2 separate regions of the Mus musculus genome follow, and region 2 is linked to region 1. Evidence: chromatin loops called from intact Hi-C (ENCODE). Cell type or tissue: gastrocnemius. All regions are shown on one strand.

Region 1 (4,000 bases):
AGAGACCTGCTCTACTCTATCATGAAACTGATTTAGTTGGAAACTTGGGCAAATACACAAGGCTTTCCATTTTATTCTAAATCTTGTGTTAAAACAACAAACACATAACTTTATAAATGCTTTGATAATGTCAAGCTAGGACTCAGAAAATATTACTTGAGTTTTTAAAGTAACAATGGTTAGTACTTTCACTGCTATAAATATGTCCTTGTGTCACCCCAAGCCACTAATAGCTGTTATCATAATAGTACCCCTCTTCATGGCAAAGCACATACATGAGCTGTAAATGCATGCTGGTGGTGATTGTGTGTGCAATAGGAGAGCAGTCGCATGTTAGCTGGTGCCGCTCACATACTCAACCAGCTAACAATACACTGCCAAGCCATCACACACAGGCAAGACAGCGCACCTCATTAACAAGAAGAACCCAGCCAGAAGGAAGTGGCAGGGTAGCTGTGGCTGCTGGCCTGACCCAACGCAGCCAGCTAACAACACTGCCTACCCGAGTCTGGCAAGTTCGGATTTTCACAGTCTGTGGAGTGGCTGAGGCTAAGTTTCTAACAGAAAGACACTGCTGCAGAGCTGCTGGAGTGTGGTGGCGTGGATACGGAGAGCAAGGGAACTCTGAGGGAGCCAGTTTTCTCCTTCCACCATGTGAATTCCTGGGATAGCATGGCAGTAAGTGCCTTTACTGAACCTTCTTGCCAACCCCAGAACTCTAATCTTAGTAACTGAAGAGGATTTATAGAGAAACCTTGTTTAATGTCTCCTAAACTATAAGAAACAAAATTTATATTACCAAGCTATACCCATGTTTTAAAAAAAAAAACTTTTAAGAACTTTAAATGTGGTTTTTGATGTTTTGTTTGTTTTTCCCCCTTGGGGGTGGGGGGTTGATTGGCTAATTTTTTTCTAGACAGGTTGTTTTTGTGTTTTTTTTTTTTTTTTTTTTTTTTTTTGTAGCCCTGGCTGATGTGGAACTGCTGTGTAGACCAGGCTGGCCTGGAGCCGGGAGATCCACCTGCCTCTGCCTCCCAAGTGCTGGCATTAAGTGCTTGACTAAGAACTCTGTATTCTTATACTTGGGTTTTCCAAATTTAATGTTAAGTTAAAGATGTTAGCAAAGTAAAAATGAATTAACAAAAGTTCAATTGAATTAGGCAGTAAAGTATCTAGAAGATAAAATAATTTGGGCAGGAAACATAACTAAAGACACAATGTAAAGGCTTTTAAATGTTATTTCTCTATAGGTGACATTAGTCACTGCATTTTAAAAGGCCAGCTATATATTTGATTTCAAGCGTCACTGATTGAATATAGAAAAATGTATGTTATCTAGAAAAATATTCAAATGGTGAGATTTTAGCTAATAATCTAAATTTAAAAGCATGTGGGCTATTTGGTGTAAAGAGAAGTAAGTGGTGCTAGAGATGTGAGTCAGATGAGGATTTAACTTTTTCATCCATTAAAGAAAGTACAGGAGCTGGAGAGATGGCTCAGCGGCTGAAAAGAGCACTGGCTGCTCCTCCAGAGAACACAGATTAGATTCTCAACACCAACAGGGCGGCCCCCAAAAGCCTGAAACTCCAGTTCCAGGCGATCAGAAGCCCTCTTCTGAGCTCCGCGGACACCACGCACACACGTGATGCACAGATATAAGTGCAGGTAAATAAACACAAGGTAATAAAAATGAGTTTCAAAAGAACACTCTTTTAAAAAGAACTGCAAGCTTTGGGTTAGAGCTTTAAGGGGCAGAAATACTATATTGGATCCAGCTTTTAGTAGCTGTCTTGAAGACACCTCCTTATCCACCAGATGGCACTATTTCCACGTCTTTGCATGCTTCTGAGTGCAGCAGAGGGTAGTGCAGCTAGCAACTGTTGGGATAAAGTTCTAACAGCCAGCTAGCAATGCACTGCCTGCCTGACACACCCACACTTCATCCTCTGTGGAGCCGGACACTGGGAAGCGCCCGCTAAGCAGGTATAAGTAGCTACATCAGTTGTGAGAATCCATTTCTTAAGTCTTCAGATTCTGTAAAGGTTTTTAATTTGTATTAATTCTCCCATAATTCCTGCAAATGCCTTCTATAGCAAGAATTAATTTGCTCGAGATCAGAATGAAGACAGAAGGGCAAGCCCAGAAAACTCACCTTGGGGGAACCTTGATTTCGCTGCTGCTTCATGCCGTTGGCGAGCACCCGCATGATGTTCTCCTTTGGAAATAGATTAACATAAGAAGGGAGAAAACTCTAGGAAAATCGTCACGGAGAGTGGGGAATTGTTTTGAATCCTGGGTTTGCTGATTCACTCATTCTTTCTAAAGCAACCAGGTATCTCCAGAACTTAAATTTCACACCGTTCAAAATTTAAACTAGGCTGTAGAATTTCATGGCATCTTTTGGTCCTTACTGGGTATTACAAACCGTACCTTCTGCAAGAAGCCCCATGGGAGGGTTGGGTCAAGAAAGAAAAGGATGGTACGCACCCACAACATCTCTTCTTCCGTCCGGATCTTCCTCCGGGCGGTGCGTTGCAGTTTCCACTCCATCTCCGAGTGAGTGCGCTGTTCCTGGACGCCTTGCCTCTCCCCCTCAGGGGCTAAGCAGGACCACGACTTCCCAAACCGCTAGCCTCGTCCCCCTAAACCCATCAAACCTGCCCTCCTACCCCCGAGACCCTCGCTCCTCCCACAGCTCCTGGAGCGTATTCCCCAGGGTAACCTTTAAAAAGCCCGCGGGGCGGCAATCAAAGCGGGAACCTCCTTCCGTCGGTCCCGCCACAGGCCAGCGCCTCGATGACGTCAAGTCTGGGGTGTCGGGGTGCTCGCTCGGGTCCCGCCCTCCTACCCGCGCCCCCGCACTGGGCCTCCCGAGCGGCGCGCGCCGCAGCGCCAAGCTTTGCCGCGAGCAGTGGCGGGCCTGAGCCTCCTGCCCGAGCCCGCAGGAGGTGCGGAGTCGGCGGGTAGAGAAGCGGGGTTTTTGGAGTTCACTGTTGTTTTCAAAAGCAAAAACGTTTCGTCCTAACTGACTCTAATCCTTTTTTTCCGTTCCCCTCTCCTTTTCTTCAACCCCACCCTGATTATCAAATTTGGACGCGTGCAGTAATTCTCACCCTTCTGTTTACTGCTTAGTGATAATCGCTTGTGAAAATTCCTGAACGTAAACATGTCTCTCAATGAGCATGTTAACTCCTCTGTCTTCAAACTCAAACTCAAAAAAGGGGGGGGGGGTGTCTAGGCTGCCGAGAAATGCGTTGACATTTCCAATTAATAAATTATCCGCACTGTCCACTTGGGGAATTGGGGAACTGGCCAAGTTCTCTTGCTGGATCTTGGGAGCTACTTCATAAGCAGGAAGTTTGTGAGAGAGGGAAAGAGCCAAGGAAAGCCAGTGAGACAGCTGACCAGGCCTAGGACTGGATCGATCATGAAATTGCTCGAGGGTCTGGAGGGACCTGGAGACGACTGACAGACAGGGAGCCAGATGGGCTGCTCAGCCTTGCCTGCCCATCTGAGCTGCCAAGGCAAGCTGGGCCATATGGCAGGAGACTAAACTGTCTGAGCAACCTAGGAGGTCCAGCAGCCAGGTTCTCTGCTCCCAGGTCCCCATCCCAAAGTGACAGCAGATTGCATTTTAACTCTAATAAGTTGTTTTGTGCATGCTGGGGCTAGGAGATTCAAACTGCTCAATAACTTAAGCCCACTCTAGTACGTCTGAAAATTCAAGAAATACCGGCTTCGTAGCAACCCAGCTCCCAGTGTTCCAATGACAACGGTTGAAAATGTGTGCTGGTAACCCCACATGAGATTTGTCAGAATGCTTGTATTAGAATATCTTTCTTACCCCACAAGAATGCTACTTTTCTTGCAGTGTGATCAAATGCTTACTCATTCCAAGCCCCAGGAAATCCCTTCTGCAAGCATTAAGACTCAAAGTGAACCATCTTTGCATGAGTCAGGTATATTGTTTAATGGCCAGTTGGAGAATGTCAACCAAAAC
Region 2 (4,000 bases), 49 kb after region 1:
TCAGTGGGCCAATCCTTGAAGGTCCCAATTGCTCCTACTGATGGCAGATAATGGGCTGCAATGACTAGGGCTGTGCGAAGGGCAGCCAGCAGCCATGGAGAGAGCGAGCTAGCCTGGGAGAGACAGAAGCGCGACGGCCCCGGGTCTGGCTCTTGCCAGCGCCTCACTTGTGGCTGGCGCGCCAGCGACTCCCGCGGGTGGAAAAGATTCTCCTGCGCCTTTCGGAAGTCGTAGCAGCTCTGGCCGTATTCTCGGAAGGTCTGGAGATCCAGCGCTGTCAAGGGCTGGGCAGGGTTGAGTAGGGAGCTGCAGTCCCGCGCCGCAGACACTGCGGGGCTGTCGGCGCCGTCCGAGCTGGAGCTGGGGGACTCGAAAAGGTCACAGACGCCCGAGTCTCCCGGGAGCGAACACGCGTTCAGCGGCCGCAGCGGCTTCTTTCTCCGGAGGCACGGGCGTCTGCTCTTCTTCACTGGGGCGCGGAGGTTCTGGTGGCTGTCTCGCCTCCCGGCTCCCGCGGCGGGGCTGCCCGGGCTGGCAGGGCAAGGGGTAACCATGTTACAATCGGGTAGCGCTCCTAGCGTCTACGACGCCCGGAGCGTCGGCGCGAGAGCTGCGAGGAAGATCCGGTCCCGCTGGCGGCGCAGCTCTAAGTACCCGGACTGTGCCTTCCCTCCACCACTCCCCCGGCCTCTCACTGGCTGAGCCCCGAGCCGCCCACGGGCCGCGCTTTCCCGGAGGCAGAGCCACACCCCTCGCGTGCGAGCAACGCGTGGCCCCCGCGCTGGTTGCAGGGGGAGGAGGCGTTGCAACTCCCGCCTCTCACCCGCCTTCAGCTGCAGGCTCCGCGCGTCTGTCGTCACCGTGGCAACCGCAGCCCGGGTCCTGGCGCCAGCTGCTTGAGCTCGGTGGAAGAGCGTAAAGATCACTGGCCACCTAGGGGAGCCATGGGCCGTCTGAGCGGTTCAGCCGCCCCCGGAAAAAGGGAAAGGCTGCTCCGGGGAACCTGGTCCTTGGTTAGATTGTCTGGCCTGGTGTGATCATCTTTTATGCCAACCCTCATCCAGGTGGGTCCGCCTCTGAGCTCCGGACCAAGATCAGGCTAGGTTTTCTTCAGTGACCCATAAAAGGACTTGATTTGCGACTATTTTATTTCATTCCGCTGGCCCAGGGAAGGAGAACTTTGGCGCGTCGCTAACGTCTGTTAAGTATGTGGGAGCCCGTCCTGTCAGACAGGTATTTGTGATCCAAAAACGTAGGAAGTTACTTCAAATGACCGTCGCACAAGCCCGCTGCCCTCTGGATACTTTGCCCCGCACTTTTCATCCCGAGCCAAACACGCCAAGGCTGCAGCCGTTTAGGGCCTTAATGTCACAGGTGGCATTTCTGTGGAATTGCTCACAGTGTGTTCTGCTTTGGGTCATTAGCTTTTAACCCTCTACCTTTCTAGGTTATTCTTTGTGCCCAGGGTAGGATGGAGGGAAATCAAAGGAATGCAGAGTTGGGGGAGGGGGAGGCGCGGGGACAAGAGAGAAAGGTAGAATGTGACACCTTCTCCATTCTCAACCCGTGTACTCCAAACTCCGGTCCTGATCTAAAAGAGACGTTAAGGCGCTGTGAGTTCTGCACACGCGGCCGTCCTCACTGATTCCAAAGACAGCTGGAAATTGTTGGAGTCCACGTGCAAATCCTCCCCCTAGAAACTTGCCAGAGAAGCAGGTGAGGGGAAAGGGCTGGATTTCAGCTTCTCGCCTCCGTTTCTATTCTCTGTGATTCTGAAGGCGCTTTAAATTGCAGCACTTGTGTGACGCGGGGTTGCTGAGAATCACCTGAGAGGAGTTTTCTACATGCAAGTGCCTGGCTTTCTGTCTCCTCTCAGGCTGTTGATGGGTAACATTACGGGGAGATCAACCGAATCCACAGCAAGGGGGCCACATAGCAGACCTCTTCCTAGAAGAGTTTTCTGGGTGAGGAGGAAGGATCTAGGAACTCTCTGATTCTGCCTCTTGGTCCAGCGGGAAAGAGCACAAAGCACCTCATCAGTAGGATCCAGAGTGTACCTATTTAATGATCTTGTTCAGCAAGACATTATTCGGTCTCCATTTCGTCGTCTGTAAAAGGATATTACTTGCCTTGCGAGTCAAGTAACATCGATGAGAAATCTTGAAACTCCCCCCCCCCCCGTTAATTTATTTTATTTATTCACTTTACATCCCTATCGCAGCTCCTCCTCCTCTCAGTTACCGCCTCACATCGCCCCTTCCCCCTCCTTCCCTGCATTGAGAAGGGGCCGCCCTCTCCCTCTGAGTACTAACCCATCCTGACACACCAAGCCCCTGCAGGCCTGGGCACAAGCTCTCCCGCTGTGGCCAGACAAGGCAGCCACAAGCAGACAACAGTCAGGGACGGCTCCCACTCCAGTTGTTGGGAGACCCTCTTGAAGAGAAAGTCCTTTTTAAATGCAAAATAGTAGAGTCCTCTTGAACCTGATCCAGGGGGGTCAAGAATGTTGTTCTGCTGGGGGAAACTGAAGACTGATCAGGCCATCTGTGTGTGGTAAGGCTCTCCATGCTGAACAGACTTTTTTCCCCCAAGGCCTGTACTTAGAGTCAATCCCAACAGACACTGCCTGAGTCTCAGCTTGAAGGACCTATTATTCAGCTTTGGCAGAGTGCTTGCTGTGTCGCCTGCTGTGTGGAACCTGCAAGGAGCTGGTGTTCAGGTGGGATAAACAAAGAGCCATGTGCCATTCTTAAAGGACTGAAATGTGAGCCGGGCGTGATGGTGCACGCCTTTAATCCCAGCACTCGGGAGACAGAGACAGAGGCAGGTGGATTTCTGAGTTCAAGGCCAGCCTGGTCTACAGAGTGAGTTCCAGGACAGCCAGGGCTACACAGAGAAACCCTGTCTCAGAAAAGGCCAAAAAAAAAAAAAAAAAAAAAACCAAAACCAAACAAACAAAAAAGGACTGAAATGTGATGGGGGAGGGGACCAAGATATCAATTTAAATTCAAATGTCAGATAAACAACAAATGCATTTCTCATAAGGATGTCACAGAAATTGTATGAGACATATCTACAAGAGAAAAATGTTTATCTGATAATTACCTGAAACACTGTACTATATGGAACAGCAAGCTATCTTTTAAAGATTTTTTAAAAAAAGATTTATTGGGGCTGAGAGATGGCTCAACGGTTAAGAGCACTGACTGCTCTTCCGAAGGTCCTGAGTTCAAATCCCAGCAACCACATGGTGGCTCATAACCATCCATAACGAGATCTGGTGCCCACTTCTGGTGTCTGAAGACAGCTACAGTGTACTTACATATAATAAATAAATAAAATTAAAAAAAAAAAGATTTATTTATTTTATATATATGAGTGCACTGTAGCTGTCTTCAGACACACCAGAAGAGGGCATCAGATCCCATGACAGATGGTTGTGAGCCACCACGTGGTTGCTGGGACTTGAACTCAGCACATCTGGAAGAGCAATCAGTGCTCTTAACCTCTGAGCCATCTTCCAACCCCCAACAGACTATTCTTTTATCTGATATTCAAATTCAACTGAGCCCTGCAACTTCACAGCAGGATCAGCCTCACTGTTCTGGAAAGAGTAATGAAAAATTGATGGTAAAAACCAAGGTAGGGGGGAGGGAGGGAGGCAGAAGAGGAGGGCTGGACAAGAGTATTCTAAGTAAAAACAGGCTGTAGGAGGATCTGGCAGCAGTCCTGGGACATCTGCAGATGTGTATAAGGGCCTGTCTAACGAAGAATGGCCCTTGCAGAGAAGAGGAGGACAGAAGCTGGAAAGTTATAGCTAATAATTACATAAAGGGTATGTGGCAAGTACTTTATTCTCTGTGTATATCTATCTGTGCATAGGGCTATGCTTCAGTCTTACAGCAGCTCCACAGTTCAGCTTCTGGTGTTATAGCCATTCTTAGAGATGAGGCACACAGAGGTAAAAACTGAGGTCATAGGCAGTAAAATACACATCTGA

What was found. Hi-C counts contacts between places; a loop is a spot of excess contacts. Peaks named below come from ENCODE experiments on the same cell type or tissue, not always from the same donor. Only the 100,000 strongest peaks of a DNase experiment are listed, where the experiment ranks them.
Region 2: a loop joins it to region 1, with 2.8 times the contacts of the local background. A loop is called at or near these places in 24 of 42 quality-filtered maps.

The regions. Positions count from the first base shown.
Region 1 is chr13:113,033,929-113,037,928 of GRCm38, reverse strand. It overlaps Cdc20b (cell division cycle 20B), which reads right to left and starts at 2,550. Exons shown (of 12, transcript NM_001281487.1): 1 at 2,488-2,550; 2 at 2,153-2,215. The coding sequence starts at 2,550. Mir449c (microRNA 449c) reads right to left here and starts at 1,946; the gene lies at 1,838-1,946. Mir449b (microRNA 449b) reads right to left here and starts at 510; the gene lies at 431-510. Mir449a (microRNA 449a) reads right to left here and starts at 395; the gene lies at 305-395. In gastrocnemius, a CTCF peak has its summit at 1,802 (motif pointing right); DNase peaks (open chromatin) are centred at 1,849, 2,729 and 3,497; H3K4me3 peaks cover 1,781 bases.
Region 2 is chr13:112,984,452-112,988,451 of GRCm38, reverse strand. It overlaps Ccno (cyclin O), which reads right to left and starts at 650. Exons shown (of 3, transcript NM_001081062.1): 1 at 168-650. The coding sequence starts at 554. In gastrocnemius, no CTCF peak of the experiment used is centred here; DNase peaks (open chromatin) are centred at 223, 759 and 2,310; H3K4me3 peaks cover 1,472 bases.